2 separate regions of the Homo sapiens genome follow, and region 2 is linked to region 1. The links are chromatin loops, found by intact Hi-C in ENCODE. Cell type or tissue: heart right ventricle. All regions are shown on one strand. Links, peaks and the distances in the headings refer to the core of each region. The heading gives the core; the rest is flanking DNA.

Region 1 (8,337 bases), core at 109-8,108:
CTGTTTTTCCGATAAGAAAATGGAGCTCAAAGAGATTTGGTCTAAGAATTTGAGTTAGCATTAAAACCAGTTGTGTCTGCAAAATCCCTGTTCTTTCCACCAAGCTGTGTCATGGGAAGTGCCCCTGTTTCCATTGTGTTGTAAACTCTGAGATGTCTGTATCGGGGGGTTTCCTGAGGCAGGGACCAGAGCTGCCCCCTTTCTTTTCTCTCCCCATTTCAAAGTCCACCAGTTTTTTATTTGTTTAAAGAATAATGGACAAGAAGTGGGGACACCAGAGTTTTCAAGACCAGCTTTGCCTCTGTTTAATTGGGTGATCATGAGCATGTTATCCCTCTTTTCTCTGCCTCCATTTCCCATCTGTAAAAGCAAGGAGGTTGAACTAAATCTAACTTTTTATAAGTAATATGTCATGGTTTCCTTCTTCTCATCAAAGTGTGTCATATTTCCATAGGTGATTGGGTTCTCAAGTGCCTCAGGAAGTCTTGACACACTGTGGCTTTGGCAGAGGAATGGGTGGGGGTCAAGAGGGACAGCTCTTGGCTGCCTGGATTTGAATCTCAGCCCTGTCACTTACATGCTGTTTAATCTTGAGCAAGCTACCTAATCCTATTGAGGCTCAGTTATCTAATTTGTAAAATAGAAATATAAATGATTCATTTACAAAGTTGATGTGAAGTTTCAGTGAGCTTATATATCTAAGCCGCTTTGCAGAGTGTCTGGCTTATAGTACTCAATAAATGTAGCTAATGATACTGCTGGTATTGTACTAGTACTAATTTGGAGTCCTGAAGCAGTTTTAGAAGTCAAAATATCACAGTAGCTTCTTTTACTAATGATTCCTTTATAAAAGCACCAAAGGAACCAGTATGTCCATGTGTAGAATATAGAATTTTAGTCATTATCTCCTCAGATTTTCAATTAAGGGGTCAGAGGAGTTGGAGCACTATTTACTGCTAGACTTTACTGATGACCCAGAAGAGGCTTCTATTCATCTTGTATAATATGGCAGGAATCAGTCTTCTTTTCCTTCCTCTGTTCCTGATGCTCAGGACAGGCCACAGCCCAGGGGGGCACTTTACAAATGTGTTTTGAATGAATGATTTCACACTTCATATTTAAGAACTGGGGAGAATAATAGCACTTGGCAGTGAACCTTTTGCATCTCAAATCTTAGCCTGTGATATTTATTGAATTTGTTTTGAGAGGATTTGGGGATGTCCCTTAACAATCAAAGCAGAATTCTTCTGATATCATTGTTGGACTTTTCTGCTTTGATCAATAGGCTTATTATTTGCCCCTGAACCTCTGTGATGCTGGAGAATCAAACATTCCTCAGGTTGATTTACATGGCAATAAATAATCTGTGCTGTCTGTTGCTTGTTCCATCCATGTCTGCCCTGTTCATAAAACCCTGGGGGCTCAGTGACCCAAGGTTCCAAGGTTGGAACACAGTGGACATGTTGACTCCCATTACAGTTGTGTGTACATAGAACATGCTGCTCAGATGCATTGTTGCTTAATATGCATCCACAATTTGTGTTTAAGGATTGGTGCAACTATAAGTTAGTTTCCATATGACTTTCTTATTATAGTTACCTTCCCATTTATTTTTTACTTCTGTTACATGCCAGACACTACATATATTATCTGATCTAATCTTTACAATCTCTGAGGGACGATTATACCCTTTTTATAGAAGTGGAAACTGAAACTCGAGGTGAAGCTTATTCTCTGAAATCACATAGCCATGAGCCATGGAGCTGAAATTTGAACTCGTTCTGACCACAGAGCTCTCTTAGCCAGTATACCATGACATTTTCCTCATCCAAAGTGCTTTCTTTTGCCTCTCTAATTGTTCTGTTTTTAAGTTAGTACCCGGCTGCAGAGATCCAAAAGTTTCCCATGCCATTCAAAGATGAATTTTAAATATCTTAACAGCATTACAAATACCTGAAATGTAAAGTGACAAACATAGCTAGATTACTTTCTTGTTATCAATCCATTTAGCAAATTTACAGTTTCCATTAATTTTAATTTGTCCTTATTACTTGTTTTTTATAATAAATATCTCTTAGTCATGACAGACTCACTGAGTATAGATCGCCTGAAGTAGGCTCCCTCTCTTGCAATAAGCAGAGTTGCAGCTAAAGATTTGTGAATTAATTGGGAAAATTGCAAGTCAGGTAGTCAGTGAAATAATTCATTGTCACATCCAGTCAATAAACTTGGTAAATCAACTCATTTAATTCAAAAAATGATCTATATAGATCAACCAACCAATTAAACAATTAGCATACACTTTGCAATTAATTAATTTAAGCATCAATCATGTAATTAAAACTCCAAACTTAAGCTGCAGAATTTAGAATTCTACTGCCTTGTGAGCTATTGGGTTCCTGCTTCTGAAGCTAGCATAATTCTGAAGCTCGCAGGTTTGCGGTTTGGAGCAATTGAATTGATTGCACTCTTACACTGTCTGTATGTTGGTATAGTTTCCCATCCTCTTTGAACAGATCAACTTTTTACTTCCCCCAAAGAGGGTATGTGTTGATTCTAAACTGGGCAAGACTGCAATCTGGGAGTACTGTCTGGACATTCTAGGGAGTGGGAAGTGTGCAGAAGTAGTCAAGAGGACCAGGTATCTGTGTCAGGACTAATCCAGTCATTTGCTTTTACTCTGCTAAGGATCCATGGTGTTTGAAGTCAGATTCTACCAACTGACTTAGATACTCTTTAGAGAAGGGAGAACTGTATGGATTGTCTTGGTTACCTTGAGTATTTCTCCTGATCTAGAGCACAAATATTTTCTTTTTTAATTTTAATTTTATTTTTTTGAGACAGGGTCTTAACTCTGTTGCCCAGGCTGGAGTGAAGTAACACCATCATAGCTCACTGCAGCCTCGACCTCACGGGCTCAAGTGATCCTCTCACCTCAGCCTCCTGAGTAGCTGGAACTACAGGCGCATACCACCATGTCTGGCTAATTTTTGTATTTTAGCAGAGATGGGGTTTTGCCATGTTGCCTAGCTAGTCTTGAACTCCTGGGATCAAGCGATCTGCCTGCCTCAGCCTCCCAAAGTGCTGGGATTACAGGCATGAGCCACCATGCCTGTCCAGATATTTTCTTAATCCTAACCATAAATCAAAGGCCTCTGACCCCTGCCTTCCCCGAGGCCAGATAATCTTCCCCCCTTTACAGTTTTGTTTGTATCTGTTTTATATATATATTTTTTACATTTGTATTGTAGCTAGTGTAATGCTTATTACTTTTCCTCCCTACTATGCTGTAAGCTGCTTTTAGGGCTGATACTAAATCTCACCTTTGATCTAAGAGGTTAGGTTCTTTGTCGTAGCTGCAATAGGGCTCAGTGAATGTTGCAAGAATAGAGTAGTATAAAGACCTTCATTTCACACTGTTTTTCTCCCCTTTGCATTGCCATGTGTATTCTCTCTATCAAATGAAGTAGGATTTGGGATTTTTTACTGTATCACCAGGCTTGGGGTAAAGAAAAGCAGTCTCCTCAATTTGCTTGCTGTGCACCATACCCTCTGGTCTTCTTGTCCCTTCCCTACCTTGGTATTCACTCGCCTTTTTGGTTTTCCTTTCAGTGACAATGTCAGTGCCTACTGCCTGCATATTGCTGAGGATGATGGGGAGGTGGACACCGATTTCCCCCCGCTGGATTCCAATGAGCCCATTCATAAGTTTGGCTTCAGTACTTTGGCCCTGGTTGAAAAGTACTCATCTCCTGGTCTGACATCCAAAGAGTCACTCTTTGTTCGAATGTGAGTACTGACTCTATTACTTCTCTCGGTATCTCATCCCAACCTTCTAGCATTTTGGATCTGATTTTGGTTTTGTTCATCAAATAAATGATATTTGGCATCTGGAGAGTCCACTGGTAATAACGATGACTCCCAGAGAGATGCTGAGGACGACATTCGCATTGTATTTCATGCCTCTGCACCTAGGCTACGCAGACTGCTTTGCAGTGGCACATTGTGTGAAGCAGATCTCTGAACGGCATGTCCAGAGCCAGGCCTCTGGAAACACTGGTGCACTGGGAGCCTGTGAAGCAAAACTTCTAGGTTTGCACCTTCTCTGCGAGGAATACACACTAACTGAAAATGTGCACTGTGGCCACTTCTCTCTTGTGACTTAAAATAATTTTCTCTCAGACCAAATTTGACCTTCCCTGTCAGTTGCCTGCCTTGAGACTGAGCACATGTCTTCAGCTTTTTTTTTGTGCCTTTCTCAGAAAAGCGTGTGTAAATGCATAAAATAAAATCCACTGGAATATAAAAGTATTCTGTTATTTAAAGTTATCAGATTATTGAACAAATTCATGATATAGTAATATGTGTGGCTTTACTAGTAGATTAAACAATATCCAGCTGTATACCTAACAGTAACTCCTGAAGCCTGTTGTTTCAAAGCGGTGATGAGCATAAATGGTATTTGAGAAATCTGCAACAGCTGTAATGTGCTGTAGTGTTAGCTATGACTTCTGTTCATGACAGAGTCACTGGCACTGTGATTCTGCTGTGATTGTTTGCCTACACTTATAAATCAAGGAAATGCAAAATATTAGAAGTTAGTGAAAATTAAAATGTAGTTTTTATCCATTCAAGTTTATGAGCTCCTGAGTTTTATCCACATGTCCCAGTTGTTAAGGGAAAACCTGCTGCATTTGGATTTTACTCTCAAACCTAAGCTTTTTTTCAACCTAGGCCTCAGCAGTCCTTCTCATGGCTGTCTCCTGGGAACAATAGCGATCCCTTTGGCACCCCCTGCTGTTAGTAACCAGCAAATTCACTGCTCAAAAGGGATTGCTTTAGAAGACATTTCCCTGTCTCTCTCAACATACTGCCTTTGTTTGAGATTGTTACAGAAAATAGGGTTATGCTACATATGATATATGAGTATTTTGGCTCTTTCTACCCTTGAGCAAAGAAAGAATAACTGAGTACCTGGGGGTAAGCTGGGGAGTGGGCCCTCAGGCTTTCATGGTGGCCGTTTCATCCCTACTACAAGGTCAAGTTTGGTGTAAATAACAGCAAATTTTTTCCTGCTTTTTCATTTCAGAGGTACTAAAATAACTTTAAAGGATATTTAAAATAATTGAAAAGTTGGCCAATGATGCCTCCATCTTAACTATTTTTAATCTTGTATAATAATCGTGTGTATATGTTACTCAGTTTCACTTGTAGCACACATATTTTTGTGTTATTTTTACTTGACATTAAATTAGGTCAGGCGCAGTGGCTCACGCCTGTAATCCCAGCACTTTGGGAGACCGAGGCAGGCCAGGATTTGGGAGGCCGAGGAGGGTCAAGAGTTCGAAACCAGCTTGGCCAACATGGTGAAACCCCGTCTCTACTAAAAATACAAAAATTAACCGGATGCAGTGGTGGGCACCTGTAATCCCAGCTACTCGGGAGTCTGAGGCAGGAGAATCGCTGGAACCCGGGAGGCGGAGGTAGCAGTTAGCTGAGATCGCGCCATTGCACTCCAGCCTGGGCGACAAAGTGAGACTCCATCTAAAAATAATAAATTATAAACGTTTCAGTATTTGTTCTTAATTCCTACAGTCTGTATTTATGTGCCAGAGATCTAGGCAGAGACAGCACTACCCTCATGGAGCTTACTATCTAGTAGTGAGACAGTTGTCAAATAATTAAAATGTGATAAGCAGTATAAAAGAAAAGTGTATGGGTTGTAGTGGAAGCCGATCACAGAATATTTAGATTGCTTCCTTGTGTGGTTTTAATAAGTAATTTGATGATGATGGTCATTATCTATATACCTTTTATTCTGTTGAACAACTTCCTTAGGATCATGCCTTGTAAGTAGGATTATTGGTCAGAGTAAAAACATCTTTAGACTCACTTTTTATTGACAATAGCCCTCTGAAAGATGTCCTAATTTACAATGTTACCAACAGAATTCCTAAAATCATTTTTATAGTTTTACCATTACAAGGTATTAGAAGTTTTTTTTTCTACTCTAAAAGATATACACAGTGGCATTTCGATAGTTTTTACTTGCATTTTTATTGATTATTAATATGACTAGAACTTTTTCTACATGAATGTTAACACATGATCATAGCAGTCTTTTGAACCAGAAGTCCTTTTTTAAAGCAAGAGGCTTTAAATCACTGAGTTTTCAGTAGAGTGGAGTGGGGCTAGGATTCATATGCCTTTCCAGGAGGGGCATCTAAGACTACACAGTGTTTCACTATGAACCCTGCCTTCTGGAGAATAGGAAGGAGGGGGAAGGCAGAGAGTAACAACTGCTTTAAACTTAATACTCTGTTTTTTGATCCTGAATTACTCCCATCCCTGTGTTCCCACTCCCAGACACACACATAGCCCAGTCAATCCTTTTTCTATTTTAAAATTCAAGAGAGTTTATTTGATGTGTCTGGAGTGTTTCTGAAAACACGAGGTAAAGTGAAATCTTTATATGTGAGCATTAAGAACAAAAGTGTCAATAAATTTTCTTTTTCTCAGTCGTCTGATGAAATAGTACAGATTACTGACCGTTTGCCCTGTGTGTATTTTCTTGGTTCAGCAACCTCTTACTCGCCTTTCTGGTCTATATTCTAAGTTAGTAAAGCTTCTCCTACAGATGCAGAACAGAGCAGACCTTCAGGAGTCTGTAGGGATGTGTCTAAAGTTTCAGAGAAGGAAATCCCAGCAAAATAAATAAAGCCGTAACTACTCCTCCTCGTCATTTCCCCCCTTTCCTCCTTCCATTTGTCTCCCAGTAGAGGAGGGACAAGAAGTGGCTGGGAAGACACTAAGCTGAAACAGAAAGAGGCAAGTAGGTTTGACATAGGGAGTGAACTAATACTTACTAAGGGCCAACTATGCATATGCTATCTCACTTAATCCCAAAATAGCCCAGTTTTTATGAACAATTTAGAGGCGTGGAACCTGAGGGTGAGCAATATTGTTCTTAGGCCTGGATTTGACGCCATCCCTGACTTTAAAGTCCATGCCCTTTCCAACCCTCTGCTGAAAGATTGAGGCTGGGGAATCTGGTGTTGGTTTAACCTGTGAATCTCACTGTCTTAAGGCTGACATTCAGCCACTGCTATAGTGCAGTAGGTGACAGCATGGTGGGCTGTGAGCCAGATCGCTTGGATGCCGATCCTAGCCTTGCCCTTACTAGTGTGTGTGGTCCTGGATGAATATTTAACTTTTCTGTGGCTCAGTGAAATGGAGATAATAATACCTACCTCACAGATCAGTTATGAGGATTAAATGAGTTAATAGATCTGAAGCACTTAGAACAGTGTTTAGCATATGTACGCATCATCTTAGTGTTAGCTGCTGTTATTGTTACTATTAATAAACAACCCTTGGAGAGCAAGAACTGAATTATCTGTGCCCACAATACTCACCATCACTCCATTACTGTGATAGATCTGTCACACGTATTTCTTGAATGGGTTACTGAGTAGATCTCTGCCACTTCTACATTTTTCTTCTCCGACTTTGTTTTATAGCAGAGGAGGGGTAGTGTTTAGGTGGACATTGCTCAGCTGGACTGAAAAAGCTGAATTGGAATAACTTTCAGTGAACATGGGCAGTGGGTAAACATCGAGGATCTACATACTTTCAAATGAGTCCTCTTATGAGCACACATCCTCTGAGTTAGTAGCAAGACCATTAACTTCTTGAAGACTAGGAAGGCACAGTCTTATTGTCTCTCTGTATCCTGAGCACCCAGCACAGGGCTTCATGGAGAAGGAATGACTGAAACTTCAGGTGTCTGTGGGCTGCCAGGAGGACACCTGACCCAGCAGTGTGTCCCACCTTGCTTTCTAAGACCTCTTCCCCTTTTTTACACCCGTTCCTGCCTTTCAAATACCAGGAAGCCCATGTCGCCTTCTGACCTTTAGAGGCCCTCACACCGGCTATTCCCGGGGCTCCAGTACCATCTTTCCCTCTAAGTGCGGCAGCACAGACTTTGAATTTAGGCAAACCTGGGTTCATGTTTCAGCTTCAATAGTATCTTGCTACATGCATGACCTTAGACAATTTTACTTACCTTTGTTAAGTCTCAGTTTCTTCATCTTTAAAATTTGGGTAACAGTAACTATCTCATGGAATTGTCATGAGGGAGTTTCTTAAATGTAAGTTATGTACAGAACTCTTTTAAAGGGAAATAAATTCTCCTAAAGTCTCAATGTTTATCCAAATGAGTTTTTTAATAATGCTACTTAGATACATGCAAATACAAAGTTCTGTAATGTTTAGCTATAAATTCAGTGTTTTTACACAACCTAAACAAAATTACAAACTAAATACAGATAAAATTAT
Region 2 (8,323 bases), core at 1-8,000, 670 kb before region 1:
TCTTCTTACAAGAGCATTGCCACTCTTCCCAGGGGATAGTGGAGACAGTGGTCCCTTGCCCTGAACTTGGGAGGACTTTTGTCACTGCCTTGATAGATGTAGCACCAGTGACACTACAAGACTCCCAAGGTTCGGTCTTAAGAATGCCACGTACTTCATCGGGTTCTCTTGGGATGCCCACTGTTGGATTCCAGTGGCCATGCTGTGAGGAGGCCGAGCAGCCACATGGAGAGGCCACAATAAGTGTCTGGCTCACAGCACCAGCTTGTCATGTGAGTCACATGCATGAGCCATCCTGAATGTCGTCTGCCCAGCAATGCAGAGTGTAGATAAGCTGACCTTGCCAAGCTCCAGAGCAAAGCAAATTATTATTGATATCTTGAGCTACAAAGTGTTGGGGCAGCTTGTTACGCAGCAAGAGATAACTGAAACAACCACCCCCACGGGGTTGTTGTGGGGTAAGGAAGTATATTAGTTTGCTAGGGCTGTCATCACGAAGAGCAACAGATTGGGGGTCTTAAACAACAGAAATGTATTTTCTCACTCTTCTGAAGGCTAGAAGGCTGAGGTCAAGGTGCCAGCAGGGGTTGGTTCCTTCTGAGGTCTCTCTTCCTGGCTTGTGGATGGCCGTCTTCTCCTCCTTGTGCTTTTGCCTGTTCTTCTGTCTGTTGATGTGTGTGTCCTAATCTCCTCTTCTTATAAAGTCTCCACTTATACTGGATTAGGGTCCACCCTAGTGATTTCATTTCAACCTTATCACCTCTTTAAAGACCTTATCTCCAGATGCGATCACACTCTAAGACACTGGGGGTTAGGACATCAACATATGCATCTTGCGGGGATACAAGGCAGTCTGTTACGATAAGGAAATGCGTATGAAATGCTTAGAGCAGTACCCAGCACAGAGTAAGCACTCAATAAATGTCAGCTAGGGTTGTTATTCTAACTACCACCACTGCCATCTGCCTGGCCTCGGTCACACTATTTCCCTCCAGACCCTAAGGGAATGCTCTGGATCCCCAGGCCTCCTTTTAGACTGTCTCCTCGGCTTGCAGGGTCTAAACCTGTTCCCCATCTACCCAGATCCCTCCTGTGTTAGGAAGCCCAGCTCCTTTACAACCAGGCTGCCAAGTCCCCTTGGTTCCCGTCCCCTGCTTCTGGGGCTCTGTTTAGCGAGTATTCTGGCCTGCTGTGTATGAGAAGCTTGGACTTTTTTTGACCTGAGACTTTGTTTTGTTTTTCAATATGGAAATGGGGGATTTTTTTCTAATTATAAAAATAATTCGTGTTCAGTTTATAAAACCCAGACAGTACAGAAGGTTGATGAAGAAAGTGGAAATCACCTAGATTTAATGACTTTTAGCATTTTGGTTGCTGTCTTTCTGGAATTTGTCCTATGTGTGTACGTATATATATGTTTTTCTTGATTCTGGGACAACACTGACTGGGGGATGCATCACTGATTTAATTACACGGCTCTTTTGGAGAAAAGAACTATGCATTAAACATATCCATTAATTGCAATGCACATCCTGATTTTAGAAATGTTCAAATGTTAAAAAATGTGCATCTTAGAATAAAGAAAATATATGCATGTATTATCTATGTTTTTCAAAATGGAAATCTCTATGAATACTGTTATATGACCTATTTTTTTAAAAATCTGAATAACAAAGTGTAGCCATCTTTCCACATCAATAAAGGAACGCTCTTGCCACCAGTTTTAATAGATACATAATGTTCCACTGGACTGATATATCATAATGCATTTATTCCTCACTGAAGGGCATGAAATCTTTATTATTAGTCTGATGCAAACACCTTTATAGACCCTCGTCCTTGTTTTTCTTGGATAAATTCCTTAAATCAGCACTTCCGGCCAGGAGAGTGGAAGTTCTTTGCCCAGAGTTGACTGTCACCAGCTCACATGCTCCCCAAGGATAGGACCTGCCGCTGAACCACCTGTGGATGCACCCGCGCGGGCCCTGTCACTGAGCCGGGTACAAAATAAGGCTCTGGGAATGATTGACATGTATCGATTTTTTAGTAATAACAAGTCAGGAGACGGATCCTGCATGAATAGTCTGCCGGGAACTGAGATGTGTGATTAACTCAAGTTTCTGAACCTCGGATCAAAAAATTAAAAAGCACAGTTTTGGGAGTCAGGGTGGTCTCAAATCCCAGCACTGCTACTCAGTGTGTGATGTACTGTCCCGAGCCTCAGTTTCCCCATCTCTACAAGATCATGAACGTCCTTGGCAGGCCTGTGTGGCTGGGTGTCTGCCTCAGCTCCTTGCAGTATCTAGGAGGAGAGAAAACCTTGGCAAGGTCCTCCCAGGCACCAATTCCCTAAGAGTGCTTATGCCTGGGGAGACCTTGAGTGTAAATTGAGGAGCATGGGGGCACCTGAGGGCTCCAGGGCCTCTGAGAACAAAAGCGAGAACATCTGTGCCTCCACGAGCTCTGGGCGCCATCTGTGAGCTTGGCCCCGAGTGGCACAGACCACTGGAAGCCCACAGCGAGGGCAGGGGGACAGGTCCTCTGTGCTTTCTAATAATAAGATGATAAGATGAGGAATCACAGCTGCCATTTGCTGAGTACTCCTTATGTGCCAGGCACCTACCAAGTGCTTTATATTCATTTTCTTACTTCATCCTCATTGCAAGGTAGAAATTACAGCCCACTTTACAGAGGACAAAACCTGGACTCAGAGAGCAGCTGGACCAAGATCTTGGCTCTGTGCACTTCTCCCCACTGCCATCTCTCACCTGGATGTGGGTAACAGCTTGTACTCCCCACCCCATCACTCAGTCCTTCTCCACTCTGCAGCCAGAGTGGGCTTTTGAAATCACCAAGCTGAGTATGACATTCCCATGCTTACACTCTTCTTCAGCGAGCCTCTCCCTGGTGCTGTTGGGAGGAAAAAAGTCCCAAGTACTAAATAATCCCAAGCCCTAAACTTTGGATCCTGCCTGGAGCTCCTGGTTCTCCAATCCTTCTGGCTTTACTCACGCCCCTCACCTTTGGTGCTGGGTTCTAAGCACACTGGCTTTCTCTCAGTTTCCACAATATGCTAGTTCTCTCCTGCCTCAGGGCCTTTGCACAGCTCTTCCCACCCTGTGAGCAACTTCATCACTACTCACCCTTTCAAGTTCAGCTTAGAGTCAAGTTCCTCTCAAGGAAGCCTTCCCTGCCATTCCAACCCCAGGTTAAGCCCCACTGCCCTGTTCTGTAACCGTATGACACTTGCCATCATTAGGGTGAATCAAAGGATCTTGCGTGAATACTCTGCCAGTGGTTGACCATTTTAGACCTACACCAATGTCAGTTTTCTATGGTGTAACCTGATAAATATTTGTTGTGTTATCTCTTCAGTGTTGGGCCCCCTGACATTTAGGAGAGGCAACTGTCTGTTGCTCACCATAATTTCAACCTAGCATCATACACCGACACAGATTACAGCCTCGATACTGTGATGGGTGAACTAATGATTACATTGCAGGTCAGGATTAAACCCCAGTCTCTCTGGGAGAGTTTAAACAACTTCGCACCAAGTCTACACTAACATGGGGGCCGCCTGCCTACCACGTGTCACCAGCCATGGGTTGCAAAGACAGGCCATGGTGCCAGCCCTGCTGGATGGACAGCAATGGCACACAGTAGCAGGCTCCAGCTGTCACACAGTCTGACCCAGTTCTCCAGGACTGTGTTCGGTTTCACTGGGAAGTGGCCAAATGGCAGTCCGGCTCAACTAGATGGAGGGACCCAAGATTTGGGGCCAGACCTCCTCCCCACCGGCCGGGTGTTCCAGCCTCATGGCCTGTGCACTGTGCACCTGAGGCCACATGGTGGCAGTGTTGGAACCGACTGGGCTCTGGAGGAGTTGAACGAAGCCTCAGCCTCACTCCGCAAGATGCCCTTAGAGGCCGCGTCGCTGCATGTGCACACTGTGTGCACAAAAGGGTGTGCGCGCAGGATGGGCTGCAAGTGTGCATTGTGTCAGCGTGTGTAGGTGCCTGTGTGTTTGTGTGTGTGGGGGATATCTGGGGTGTATGTGTGCATAGGCCTAAACATGCACTTGTATTTCTGCGTGTGGGTGTGTGTGGGTGCCCTCACGCATCTGTGTTTATCAGTGACTCTATGCAGGTGTCCATGTGTGTGTGTATGTAACTGTCTGCTTTGTAAGAATGCCTTCGGTGCAAAAGTGTTTTCATGCCGCTGGTTTGTGCATGTGAGGTGTGTTTCTGTGTGTGTGTGTGTCCGTCCATTGAACCTCTGGTGCAGTGAAGGGAGAGTCAGTGGTTGAGCGCGTGTGTATATCTGGGTATCAGGATACACTGAGGGCTTGGCCTCCCTCCGCTGGCCTTGCCTCTCCCACCATCATGTGTATGGACAGCTGTTCTGATTCGCTCCCCAGCCCCCAGCCTCGGGCTCCAGCAGGTGTAGATCCCCTTAAGGTGTCCTGCTCCTCCTCCTGTCCTTCCTGCCATGCCTCCACCCCACCAAGCACCAGCTCCTGCAGGTTCAGATCTTTACCCAGATGTACCTGCAGGGCTCCAAGTGTGTGTTGCAGGGCCGGGGGGCAGGGCTGGAAAATCACCTCTTGACCCCCGTGCCGTGGTGGAACCAAAGCCCCACTCTAGCACCTGCCTCTGGTAGTCTTTCGTCTGCCCGCAGGATGAAGCTCTCCTCTCTGGGGAAGGTGCACCCTTATGGCTAGGGGCCCCGGTGGGTCCTAAAAGGGCAGACTTCACTGCTTGGCCAGGTCTCCTGTCCTCAGACTAGAGGACCCTAAAGATGGGGCTCTGTGTCTCCCTCTGCCCTCAGGGTGGAACCATGGCTCAGATTTTATCGCCCAGTCCTAGAGAGAATGTGGGGACCCTGTCCTTCTCCAGGCCCTGCCTCTTGCCCTGTGCTGGCATCTTGCAGCATGGGGTCCAGCACCCTCCCAGCCCGCCCCTCCCCCTGCCAGGCAAGAACCTGGAGTGCCATGTCTGGCCATGTCTGGCCACCCTTCACCCCGTGATTATTAATAATTGGGTATTAGGTGAGAGGCGACTATTGATTCCAGCGCGGGCAGCTCCAGGTCGGGGTAATTTATGGAAACACTGGCGTCCCTGGTGATAAATAATGAGGTGATCACAGAGATGGGTCACTAGTGAGTGGCCTCCATCGGCTGCCCTGTCCACTAACACACAGGCTCGTAAATGGAGGGAGAGATGGAGAGAGACCAGGCCGGCTTGTAAAGACAAAGGACGCGTTGATGATGAGAGGCGCCAGGGATACGGGGAAAGCAGAAGCACGAGTCAGCGGGGTCCACGCGGTGGGGGCTGGTGGGAAAGGGACAGGAAGACACAGAGAGGACAGAAGGACAGACAAGGACACAGAGCAAAAGACAGGGCAGGGGAGGGAGAAGAACAGGGAGGCAGACATAGAGTGACACACAGGGGCAGGGAGAGCTAGACAAAGCCAGAGAGGATGAGCAGCAGGGAGCGGCAGAGCTGGGCAGGGCAGGGACAGTGGTGGGCACACTCAGGGGCAGAGACAAAGGGAGACGGGCCTCGGGAGTGCCGAGTGCCTACTAAGTGCCGGCTCTGCTCTGTGTTCTCATAGCATTGGCTCATGTTATCGTCCTGACAGCCTCGAGGCAGTGATTCAGAGTATGGACTCCGGAGCCAGACTGCCTGGGTTCAAATCCCAGCTCTTCCCCTGGCCCTGGCTGCATTGCCTTAGGCAGGTCACTTCTCCTCCTGGTCTCCAGCTGCCCTCATCTGGAACATGGCGCCAACACGATACCTATGCCAATCATGGTTGTGAGGGTTAAACAGGTCCATGTCTGTGTACTTGGGGATCAGTGCCTGGTACTAGTGGGTGCTATACAAGTGTGTGCTATTGTTTTCCCTGGTTCTAGTCAATTTCCTGCAATTGCATTTGATTTGACTCTCTTCTGTTCCATAGGGTGTCTAGTTTACAACGCATGAGCCAGAGAAAATGAGATGAGGGACGACGGGTGGCTTTGGGGAGACACCCTGCAAGAGGAAAGGTTTGACTTGAGTGTGGAGGTGGAATTCGAGGAAACGGCATATTCCAGATGGTGGGAACAGCTTATGCAACAGCATCACAGAATTTCCAGGTTGCAAGGACCCTCGAAGGCCCAGTGTGTCCAGCAATGCCTGGATTCCCTCTGTAATTTCTCCCCGCAGGGTTCACCCAGTTGGCCATCTCCAGGGATGGGAAACTCACTCATCCTTGCAGAACTCTAACTCCGAGAAGGTCCTTCCTCAGAATCAGCCTTTATGTGCTACCCCCCAGCTCCCTCTACTCCCCCCTCCAATCAGCCCTGCAGAGGTGGGCAGTCAGCAACAGGGAGCTCTTCGCAGCCCCCTCCTGCCCCCAGCATCAGGTGCAGCCCCTCTCGGCTGCTCCCGATGCTTCTCCTTGGTCAGCCAGCCTGGCCCCTCCAGCTTCAGGCAGCTCCTCGGCTGGCTGCTCTCCTGGGCTGCTCTCACAGAGGCAAAACCAGCCACCTGGGCTGTTCACTTCACCCTAGACCCAGTGCTCAAACTCTGCTGCCCAGAGCCCCGGGGTTCTTGGAGAGTGCTGGGGGCTGCCCCAGGGCTGAGGGGGTGACTCCTCTCCCTTCCAACTCTGTGATCTGTTCCAGGTAGAAAAAAACCATGAACCCTGCTAGTCTGTAGGCTGTGGAGGCTGCTGCCCAGATGGGAGGCAGCCTAGAACAGCGGCACATCCTGGGTTGGTGCTCTGGCCCTGCTGCTCATCGACCAGGTGACCATGCACAGGTGCTGCAACCTGCGGGAGCCCCACTTTCGTCCTGTGTCACAGAGCCTGCAAGGAAAGTGCTTAGCAGCAGAGGAAAAGCCCCTTTAGTGGCCCCTCCCTCTCCCCCCACCATGGCCCCTTTTCCCACACACCCTGGGTAGCCTGAGACTCTCTCCTTTCCGTGTCTAGGACTCAAATATGAGAGCCCCTATGGGTCCTGGACACATTGCCTTGACACGACCGGGCTCCTCTCTCCTTGCCTGGGCTCTGGACCCAGCGGAGCTCTCTTGCTCACACTCTGTGGGACCTGCGAAGGTGCCACCTCTACCTTCGTGCACAAGGAAGTGAAATACAGCTGAACAGGATGGAGCCTGGGGCACTCCGTGGAGATCCCACCCCCACCCACCCGTGGACATTGGCTGTAGTCGTGGGGTTATTTGCTTGTGTCTTTGTCCATCCCACATTTCCCCATCTTGCCTGAGCATGTCCTGGGGATCTCACCATGCACTTCACAGGACCCTAGATCCCATCTTACAGCCTCACTTCTCTGACCTGTTGGGCTGGTCACCCTGTGGACAAGGACATGGACCAATCTGATGTGGTCTTTTCTTTTCTTGTTTTTTTGTTTTTTTGTTTTTTTGTTTTTTTTGAGACAGAGTCTTGCTCTGTTGCCCAGGCTAGAGTGCAGTGGCATGATCTTGGCTCACTGCAACATCCACCTCCCGGGTTCAAGTGATTTTCCTGTCTCAGTCTCCCCAATAGCTGGGATTACAGGCAACTGCCACCACGCCCGGCTAATTTTTGTATTTTTAGCAGAGACGGGGTTTTGCCATGTTGGCCAGGCCGGTCTCGAACTCCTGACCTCAAGTCATCCTCCCACCTCGGCCTCCCAAAGTTCTGGGATTACAGGCATGAGCCTGATGTGGCCTTTTCCTAGCAACCCCATTGCTCTCCTGGATTTACCACTTCTTCTTTTTAGATGCTCTTAGAACATCCCTTTATAGTCCATTCTAGATTTTTTTTAGACAAGGTCTTGCTCTGTCACCCAGGCTGGAGTGCAGTGATACAATCTGGGCTCACTGCAGCCTCAACCTTCTGAGCTTAAGCAATCCTCCCATTTCAGCCTTCCAAGTAGCTGGGACTACGGGCATGCACCACCATGCTTGGCTAATTTTTCATTTTTTTTTTGTAGACAAGAAGTCTCGCTATATTGTCCAGGCTCATCTCAAACTACTGGGCTCAAGTGATCCTCCCACCTTGGCCTCCCAAAATGTCGGGATTACAGGCATGAACCACTGCACCTGGCCTCATTCTGGAGTCTTAACTGAGCTAGTGAAACTCATACAATACTATTATTACTGAGCAGGGCAGTTAACTCGTTTTTGCCGTTGTTGTTTTCCCACCTTATGGGTCTCCAAGGACACAGTAGAGGATGGGTGGCTGAGCCAGTGTATGTGTGAGGGTGGGGAAGGAGGTGGAGGGAATTATGTGCGGAATAAGGAGTGGATACTAGCTGTTGGCAGAAAAGCGTTGAACACCAGGT

What was found. Peaks named below come from ENCODE experiments on the same cell type or tissue, not always from the same donor. Only the 100,000 strongest peaks of a DNase experiment are listed, where the experiment ranks them.
Region 2: it touches region 1 in a loop (6-fold over the local background); 41 of 110 quality-filtered maps call a loop at or near these places.

What each region holds. Positions count from the first base shown.
Region 1 is chr9:125,555,085-125,563,421 of GRCh38, reverse strand. MAPKAP1 (MAPK associated protein 1) reads left to right here. Exons shown (of 12, transcript NM_001006617.3): 6 at 3,613-3,789. Among named protein-coding and RNA genes, the nearest start is that of MAPKAP1, 150 kb to the left of the region's middle. In heart right ventricle, for the core only: a CTCF peak has its summit at 4,804 (motif pointing left); a DNase peak (open chromatin) is centred at 4,783; H3K27ac peaks cover 2,419 bases.
Region 2 is chr9:126,224,575-126,232,897 of GRCh38, reverse strand. It overlaps LOC105376275 (a long non-coding RNA gene), which reads left to right. Exons shown (of 3, transcript XR_930357.1): 2 at 5,959-6,133; 3 at 6,665-6,809. Among named protein-coding and RNA genes, the nearest start is that of MVB12B, 98 kb to the left of the region's middle. RefSeq lists a silencer at 3,738-3,817. In heart right ventricle, for the core only: CTCF peaks have their summits at 3,627 and 3,828 (motif pointing right); a DNase peak (open chromatin) is centred at 3,847; H3K27me3 peaks cover 2,852 bases.